Linked DNA regions of Homo sapiens: region 2 is linked to region 1. The links are chromatin loops, found by intact Hi-C in ENCODE. Cell type or tissue: OCI-LY7. All regions are shown on one strand. Region 1 overlaps PDLIM5 (PDZ and LIM domain 5). Region 2 has its middle 37 kb from the start of ATOH1.

Region 1 (5,000 bases):
ATTGGTTATTGAACATGTATGCTATATCTCCCTGCTTCATGGTACTCACAAATATGGGCAGCAAGTTGTGGATCTCCTCATCCAAGTCACTAATTAATCCTTTAAACAATATTCTTTGGTTAAACTACTTCAACCTTTTATGCATTTAAAAACATACTTATCAACCTCATTTCATTATTAAATTCAAAGGAATTTTAAGGGTCTTTCTTTGATCAATTGTTAAAATTAACATCTCTCCCAATCTATCCAAAATGTGTTAAGTTGGATGTGATGTGTTTCTTGAGAACTTATTCTGGGTCTTGGCAATTCTGCCCTCCTCTTCTCAGTGCTCACTAGCCATGCTTTTCAGAATGCCTGCTTGACTTTTTTCCAGATGATCTCAAGTTCAAATTAGTTTATGGTTAGAAGTTAACTTTTTTTTCCTTTTTTGAAAATCAGTACTATATTTTCCTTTTACCACTCTTCTATTTTCTTTCCCATCCAGGATTTGAAACAAACGCAGATAGTACTCAGTGAATCTCATCTGTAAGTCCTCTACATACCCTGAGCGGTAAGTCATTAAGAAAAAGAGTCTAGTGAGAACCATTTAGAATCACTTTCTGTATGGGGGGCTTCAAATCCCTCCAGGATATAAATAAACCTCTGGGTTTTGGTTATTTTTATTTGCTGTCTTTCAACACAGAGCATTTATTAGTTTCACCATCACCCTTGACGACATCACTTCTGTTTTTTACTTATCCCTTGAATAGATGTTATCTGATTGTTTTACCTTTCATATATAAAGGATTTTTGGTTTTACTGTTGGTGGGTGTACTTTTTGTAAACATACCTGTGATGCTGCTCCAACATCCCTGCTAAGAGCTTTGCTGATTTTAACAAGTATGTGATTCCACTGCTGTAAGCCAAGGGTAAACTTGATTCCACCAAATTTGCTTAAGTGTTACTTCTCTGTATTAAAGCTTCAAGTTCACTCACTGTCTAACCAATGATACACAGCTACCTGAAGACATTAAAATCTTTCAGAAATTTATTCTCAATTTTTTTCTTCTTATAAATTACTAGCATATCAGGATAAAGAATAAAGTGTGTGAAGAGGCAAAATAAGTGTGTACCACTAACTTGAAAATTCCGCAACAGGTGTCACCTTAGTTTTAACACATTCTTCTGTTCAAAGATATAAATTCAGAATCTTTGGGAGTAGTTAATTAGGTGCATCTGTGAGATGAACACCTATTACAGAGTTGGACACAGGAGTAGCATTCAAACAATACCCTTTAATAGATACAAAAATAGAAAAACACAAAAGAGAATACATGGACACATGAGACTAATTTTTAGATAAAAGCAATTTGTAGATAGTTCTTTAATTTGACTAAAAGGAAAGTGAAGATGTCTAAATATCCATACCTGTCATATGCTTTATACTATATAATATAATATATTGGTTCAATTTTCTTTTATAAAATCATATCATTCTAATAAACAAACCTTCACATAATATAAAAGTAGGAAAACTTGGACTTCTGAAACCTGCAATGTGTCTGAAATACATAAACTAGAATAGCAGCAAAAGATAGAAATTAAGCCTTCCATGATTTTGAAGTCTGCCTATCATCAATGCTCTTAATTAACTTTTGAAGTTGTGATTTCTTTTGAAGAAAAAAAAAAACTAAAGTGCAGGAGTCTTCTTCAATACTGAGTTTTAGTAAACATAAGTTTCTTTAATTATCTGGTTTAATTCAATAAAATAATTTTATTGTGTAATTTACTTCTCTAAAGGTGAAATGGAAAACAACTTATCCAAACAGCATTATAAGAGAAGGACTACCGGTCTGACAAAATTCTGCCTCTAAGGAACGTGGTGAATATTCTGGGATTATGAAAGCCAACTTGGCATATTACGAACACTGACTTTTATAAATAACAGATCTTTATAAGTGCTAATAGTACACGTTTAATTTGGTAAACAACAACAACAACAGGCATTTCCAGCATTAAACAGAATTAAACAATTTGGATGTGAAAATACATAGGAACTATGTTTCTTGGCTCAATAATTTTTAAGTACTAGTCTCACAAGGAACTGAAGTGTAGTAATTACTTATGTTCAACAGATGGCGACCTTTACATTGTAGTCAGCAAAACAGTATTTGCATAAAACAGTATACTCAACCAGCAGAAAATCAAAGATCAATTACAAATATTCCATATTTTGCAAGAGACAAAAATTACTTGATCATATACACCATTTTTTGACAGGTGGTTTTTTTACAGGTTGGCAAACATATTTTGTGGGAATGTATCTTGCTGTTCTATTTTTTGGGGCAAGTCCAATTGCTAATTCTTATCTCATGAAAATATGTGCAAATATCAGGCTAGGGAATAATTCCTGCTTTCTTTGCATAGCTTATTAAGAATAGCAGCTTTAGGTAATATACTCAACTAACGTGTCTTAATAAGGATATGTCACAAGACACCAGTATGTTTGTGAAACACAGCAATAATGAAGACATGGGATGGGTCAGCAAACTATTTCTTCATTAATCTATTTTGTGTGGGTCAATGAATATCAACAAAGTTTTAAAAAAACTTACAAAACAGTATGTTCAGAAATATGTAATTTATGCTTCCTAAATTTTCAATGAATGTACAAAGGTAATAGGTTTCTCCTTAAGAAGTAACATTAACTCTATTCTTCCAGTGCTAAAATTCCATTCTGATGGCCTTCAGCCAGAAATCATGTGGGCATTATTTGGTGCTAGAAGATAGCCTACAAGAAGACGGTTTCCCGGCTCAACATAACTGTTTTAGTTTGTGTATTGTAATTGGTAACCTGAGTTTGAATTGTTTTTCTACTAAAGGGAGAAGCAGTCACTCCTCTCCTAATGAGCATTTTAATTCTTTGACAATTGGGAAGCCATATCATACCTTATAATTCTTAACCATTGATATGGTTTGGCTCTGTGTCCCCACCCAAACCACATGTCAAATTGTAATCCCCACGTGTTGAGGGAGGGACCTGGCAGGAGGTACCTGGATCATTGGGGTGGTTTTCCCATGCTGTTCTTGTGACAGTGAGATTGTTCTCATGAGATCTGGTTGTTTAAAAGTGTGTGGCACCTCCCCCTTCTCTCTCTCTCCTGCTCCACCATTGTGAAGATGTACCAGCTTCCCCTTCACCTTCCACCATGATTGTAAGTTTCCTGAGGACTCCCACCCATGATTCCTGTTAAGCCTGTGGAACTATGAGTCAATCAAACCGCTTCCTCATAAATTACTGTCTCAGGTAGTTCTTTTTAGCAGTATGAGAACAGACTAATACAACCATAATAAATATGTGAAAAATCAGAACCCATCATTCTTTAAGCAAGGGAGATAAAGAAAAGACTGATAAAAATGTTTTGATCATTATTTTAGATATCCTTTTGCTAAACTAAAATACCACTTTATACTTATATATAGCATTAAAAATTTGAAACTACAAAGATTGATATTATTATAATATAGTAGAAAATTGAGAACATGGTGAGATCAAGAAAAACATTTTTTAACTTAAATATACTTTGACAATATGATTTTTTGGCATAAATGTGTGTGTGTGTGTGCATGTATAACATAATTATCTCTAAATAAAATTTTCTATGGTCTCCCATAATTCTCTATTCTGGTAGGCCATATATTATTAATAACTTTCTATTATTAATAGTTACTGATAAGATGGCTGTTGCCTCTTTTAAATCAATGTTGTAGATTAGATTCTTATATTTAAACATTTCCTTATTAATGATAAAATTTTCTCTATTAGTATTTCTGTTCAGAGCACTAACTAAGCATCTCATATACCTATTTCTAAAATTGTTATTCTCTCCTCATGGGAATCACCATGCTCTTCATGTTGAAACACACCAAAAACACAAAGGAAGACATTAAAAAACAAATGTTCATTTAATGAAAAAAAGTCTTTCACTAATTAACAAACAGAAAATATCAAGAAAAAAGTGTCAACTTTTGGCAATTAGATTACTCCAACAAAGTACAATTCCCCTTTCAAGTGACTTAGGTATGGTTTCACTTTACTTTCAATATAGGTATTAATGTTTTGATATTTTAATGTCTTGATATTTATATCGAACTTATATTCCATTAGAGATAGTGTGTGCCACGCTGTAAACAACTTCCCTAAAATTAGAGAATTGGAAAAATATGCAATTATATATAATTAGTAACTTTTAGTACCAAACATGGTGGGGCATACTAAAATTCTCACATTCAAAGAACTTTTACTGTAGTTGAGAAAAGAGAATATGGAGACAGATACCTGTCATCCAAAGGTAAAAAGGAAGCACCAAAAGAGAGGTGACAACAATGCTTCCAATTGGGTCCAAGTCAATGATTCTACTTAAGAATAATTTTTTCTTAAATGACAATCTGTCAAAATGAGGATTAGTATACAAAGACAGTTAGTGTATGTTATGGACCGAACTGTATCCCTCCATTATTCATATGTTGAAGCCCTAACCCACAATGTGACTATTTGGAGATAGGTCCTTTAAAGAGGTAATTAAGGTTAAATGAAGTCATAAGGGTGGGACCCTGACCCAATAGAACTGATGTCCTCATGAGAAGAAGAGACCCCAGAGCTTTCATGAGAAGAACAGACCCCAGAGCTTTCACTCTTTCTCTGTGCCCCCACAGAGAAAAAGCCATGTGAGGAGACACAGTGAGACAGTGGCCATACACAACCGTTAGGAAAGGCCTCAACAGACACCAACTCTGCTGGCACCTTGACCTAGAACTTACAGTCTCCAGAACTATGAGATAATAAGTTTCTACTGTCCCACCTAACCAGTCTGTGTATCTTGTGGCAGCCTAAACTGACTGAAAACAGTATATTTCTAACTGAAGAAACAGTTCACCAGAGATGAATTTTATAATCTTAACAACCACCTTCAAGATTAGTCATTTCATTGAATTGCTAGGCCTTTACTTACAGTTGCAGC
Region 2 (5,000 bases), 800 kb after region 1:
CGGGCATAAATAAACTCCAAACAGACTCATTGGCCATGAAGGATGAGATGTGGAGGTGCCGTGGCGCCTGGGTCTCTGCCTCTCCACGGCTCCTTTCCCTAAGTCGTTCTGGTGGGTTTTTGTGTCCCAAAGTTGTCCCTATGCAAACAACAGGTTGAATATTGTAGGTGTGGGTTATTAAAGTGTCCCTGGGACAATGGCAGTCTGTGTCCCATTTGTAACGCTTGGATTAATCTTTGGAAAGTGCACACAAAATGTGACATGATGTTGGCTTCAAACATTATTCAGTCTGCATAGCAGCAAATCCTGCCCTGTCTCCCTGGAAATAAAACTCCACAGACGTATCACTGCCATCTAAAAGGAACCTATCATTTATGCTCAAGATTAGGGACACCCTGATAGAATTGTTAGGAGTTTGATTTTATAGTTTGAAGAAGCACTCACAATGGAAACAAATTATACTCTAACATCTCATTCACAGATTCCCTAAAGAAAGTCAGTAATCAGGTAAATCATATTCTTTTTTTTTTTCTGCAGATGGGAGAAATAAGAAAGGCTTTATCTTTTTAAGACAATTCCACATTAGTTTAGGATTATAACCCAGAACTGACCCCTGAAAAGAGGGAAGATTCTTGGCATTTCACCCTTTTTAATCTCATTTTTCCTTTTTGATTTTAAAGGTTCTGGAGGAGCACTAAGATGTGAAAACTGGATGAGAAAAACATGCCAAGAAGAGAGAGCGTTCATCATATTTTCTGTTTGCATACGTCCTTGGTGCTTCTGAAGCTTTGAGGCTTAGCTTCCCCTCATTGTACACAGGAAAATTCTTCTTGACTTATGTGTGTTGTTCACAAAAGTACTAAGTAGCATCATGGAATTTGAGAAGGTGTTTTCTCAAATCATTTGTTTTTGAGTGTATCTCAATATTACAATTTCAGAAGACAATTAGAACTAGGATAATAGAAATATAGAGAGAATGCATGTTAAATTACAGACAAGCATCAATGATGGTTGAAATTCCCATAGAACCAAGTTGGAAAATATGATCTGTCGTTTAAGACCAATTCCACACATAGGAGGAATTGGAAGTTGCCTAACAAAACAGATTTAGGCACAAAAGTCAGGGCATTGTTCTAGAACAATGGTCTTTAAAGTGTGCTATAGATCAATGTTTCTACGTTCATTATCAGAATCTAATTACTCTGAGTGTGATGTTTTTCTTTAATCTCTTAGGGAAGGAGGGCATCTTCAAAGCCTGCTAGGTGTGGCTTCTTTTAAATTCTGTAGTATAGACATTTTCTTACACAGCTTTTGTATGTGGATCCATCGAAACACCAAAAATAAACTGAATGCTTAGTCCTTGGTCTGAAACAGTCATCCATTTTTCTAATTTCTTGCCTTTTAATAAGTAAATTTTATGAATTTTAAGTTATACATTTATATTTCAAATACTGCTTTAATTTGTTTGGCATAGTGGGATCGAGCATAAGGTTTTATTTAGAAAACAATACAGTTTCCATTGAAAAATAGGTTAAAAAGATACTTATAAAGGACTATGGCTAAACTGCATGTACATTGTTTCACAGTTTAACTAGAAGAGGTGGGAAAAATCTGTGGAACCTGACGTCCTACCTGGAGCAGTGGATGTGGCAGTGGGTAAAGGAATAGGTGGGACCTCCAGCTGGCACTCACAAACCACCATGAATCGTCCTCTCCTCCCCTCCATCATCAATCAGAACAACCCGGGTGAGACTGAGGTTTCACCATGGATCACAAATGCCCTTGTTGTATAGACTCTAAAATTGCACATGGCCTCTTTCTGATGTGTTCTCTTTCTTGGACTTCATTTTTCACCTGCCATATGTCTATTTGGACCTGATGTTCCAATAGTTGCATTGATTTGTGTTATCCTGACATTCACTTTATTCAGAATTAAAAGTGGGGTGAAAGGGGTGTGGTAGGGTTCCCAGCATGATTTTTGTTCTGGGTCAGCCAAAGGTGAAGGAGAAGCAAAACTGAGTTAGGCCAATGCAAAATTGGCCTAATGTAGGTGAGGAAGAAAATGGTCAATTCATAATTTTGCATTGGCCTAACTCAGTTTTCAGTTTTCATTTTGCGGGTGTAGGTCAGGTAAAACCCAGCCTTCCAAGAAGAAAGTGGCTTAGTGAGATGAACAGAGCACATAAGAGAGGGCTAGGTGTGGGGGAGAATTAAAGGTACAGATGTGTATGTTGCCAAACTAGCCTCATAGCACCACTTTCAGTAGGAACAGGCATTCTCACCAAAATTGGTGAAAGGGTTAGAGAGGGAAGTGGGATTAGAATTGAGTTAACTTTTGCTGACAAAAGTCTTTGTTTTCTGATGATTTGGGCAGCAGGTTGGGGCTTGGAGGTGTCATAAGACTTTATTTAGAAATTATGAATATATGAAAATAATATGGACAAAATATTTCCATTTCTTTTCATTTTTATTTTTATGAACTAAGAAAACAACAGACACAAAATACCACCATCTACACTCAACCCTTTTGAAAGTACACTGTAAATCATCTATATTTACAAGTTTCAGATACATTCTTTTACAAATAGTAAACATTAAAACAACCTAAAGGGCTTAAATGATGGGCTTATTCATCGTTAAAGGGAAGAATAAAGTCTATTTAAAATACTTTATTTTTCAAAAGAGGGCTGAGACTTTTCACACAATGCTGTTTGCTCACAGAAAACAGAATTTAAAGCTAAACTCTCAACAAATGATACCACAGCGCCACCATCTGGCTCTACAAAAGACAGCAGGGAGTCAGTCTGTACTAGAGGAGGAGGCCCGTGTTTTCTTTCCTGGTGAGCATTTGGAGAAACAAGAAGGGGACTCTCAGTGTGACTCTGTAATTGTCACCACTTTGGCTAACATTCAGGGTGCAAGGAACTGCCTCTATTTCTTTTTCTGTTTCTATTTTAATTTGAAAAACAAACACATTTTTAGTGGATAAAACCTTTAAAAATGAAAATCTCCTTAAAGTTAGTCTTTCCTTTTTTTTTGGACAACAAATATAAAGACCGTTTTTAGTCTGAAGAGTTTGTAATTTTAGTGGTGGTTTGGTAGAGCTTCTCTAAATAGACCTGCCTTACTAATTTTCAACTTGCCTTGGATATGACCTTTTTATAATGTTGCTGAAGTTTCCTTAAGTTCTTAAAGTTCTAGACATATTTAAGATCAAAACATATTCCAATACATAATCAGAACAATTTTGGCCCTGACACGAGGTGGTGCATATTTAAAAGTCTGCTTTTAAATGCAGTGGAATACAATGTATACTTCCAAAATCTGAATGTCTTAAAGGTTTTTTTTTATTTTATATTGCAGGTTTACAAGATTGCACAAAATTGCTAAATAACAGGGTGACTAACACATATGTTTTCATTTGTACATCTCTCTAAGAAAGATCTTTTAGAACTGGATTGGAAGGTAAAATGTTAGCTTTTATTGTATTTTACACTCTTGCAGCATCAATCTTTAATTACCACTTGCATTATATTAAACAGAAATTTGTACAGAATAATAACGGTAGAACACTATTTTGAGCCTACTGTGAACAAAGAACTGTGCTAAGTGTTTTACGTCTATTAAAGCATTAAATCCTTTCAGATATGATGAGAAACGTTCTATTATTACTTCTGTTTTGTGGGAGAGGAAAATGAAACACAGAGACGTTCAGTAACTTGCCTAGGGTAGCACAGCTGACAAATGGCAGATGTGAACCCTGGCTTTTAGACTCTAATTTCTTTGGGCTGCCACTAACTTTGTTCTCTCAGGATCTTCTAAAAACATTTAACATTGTATGTTCTTTCATATTATTATGTTTTCTCTTTTTACATGAACATGTTTGTCAAAAGATTAGTTTTTAAAAATGTTATTTTAAATATTTCAATAATTTTATAGTTAAGATCATGCCACTGCACTGCAGCCTGGCGACAGAGCAAGACTCTGTCTCACAAAAAAAAAAAAATTATAGTTAAATAACATTTTTTGAGGGCTAACCTAAAGAAGCAACCATTAGGTATACCTTTTCCCTTCCTTTGGAATAATGCATTATGTGTTTAAAATAAATGACTTGGAAGTGAACTTCTGGAAATGAACTTTTTGTAAGTCCAAGACTGCTTTTATTTTACGCTATTTTCTATTTTAGATTCTAAGTAATCATTGTAGATATATTGAATTAGTCATGCTCATTTTATTGTAACGTGTCCTAAAAAGTTATTAAGAAAAATGTTTATATTTTGGCTATGTACAGAGAAACTCTTCAGTTTTTTTATTGCATCTGTTAGAATGCTTGGAATTTTCTGAAATTCTCTCTAGGGCAGTGGTCCCCAGGCTTTTTGGCACCAGGGACAGGTTTTGTGGAAGACAATTTTTCCTCCACGGATGGGCACGGGGTAGGGGTGGGGTGGGGGTGACAGATGGGGTGGGAGGAGGTGAAGTGGGGGGAGGGGGATGGTTTTGGGATGAAACTGTTCCACCTCAGATCATCAGACATGAGATTCTCCTAAGGAGTGCCCAACCTAGATCCCTCACATGTGCAGTTCACAATAGGGTCACACTCCTATGAGAATCTAATGCTGATCTGACAAAAGGCGGAGCTCAGGCAGTGCTCACTTACCCCCATTCACTTCTTGCTGTGCAGCCCAGTTCCTAACAGGCCATGGATTGGTACTGGCCCATGGCCCGGGGATTGGGGACTCCTGCTCTAGAGGTTCATATATTTCTTAAATTTATACTCTATCAATTTTAGGGAGTATGTGAATATTTAAATCTTATGTAACAACTAGCCTCCGAAACTACTCATAAACTGATCTTGAATTTTCTTTCAAAATTGAAAAATGTTTGATATGTCCCATATTATTCTGATGAGAATAGAAAAATATGAGGCCATTTGGAAGTTTTACTGTAAGTTGGGTCAAATGCTTTATGGGGAATAAAAAGGAAAAGTGTGGCACCAAAAA

What was found. A loop is a pair of places that touch in the nucleus more often than their neighbours do. Peaks named below come from ENCODE experiments on the same cell type or tissue, not always from the same donor. Only the 100,000 strongest peaks of a DNase experiment are listed, where the experiment ranks them.
Region 2: a loop joins it to region 1, with 4 times the contacts of the local background. A loop is called at or near these places in 11 of 110 quality-filtered maps.

Annotation. Positions count from the first base shown.
Region 1 is chr4:94,593,205-94,598,204 of GRCh38, reverse strand. All of the region lies in intron 7 of PDLIM5 (PDZ and LIM domain 5), which reads right to left. Among named protein-coding and RNA genes, the nearest start is that of PDLIM5, 140 kb to the right of the region's middle. In OCI-LY7, CTCF peaks have their summits at 1,932 and 2,133; a DNase peak (open chromatin) is centred at 2,104.
Region 2 is chr4:93,789,557-93,794,556 of GRCh38, reverse strand. It overlaps a transcript of GRID2 not described here. Among named protein-coding and RNA genes, the nearest start is that of ATOH1, 37 kb to the left of the region's middle. RefSeq lists a silencer at 2,788-2,847. In OCI-LY7, CTCF peaks have their summits at 2,559 and 2,766 (motif pointing left); a DNase peak (open chromatin) is centred at 2,786.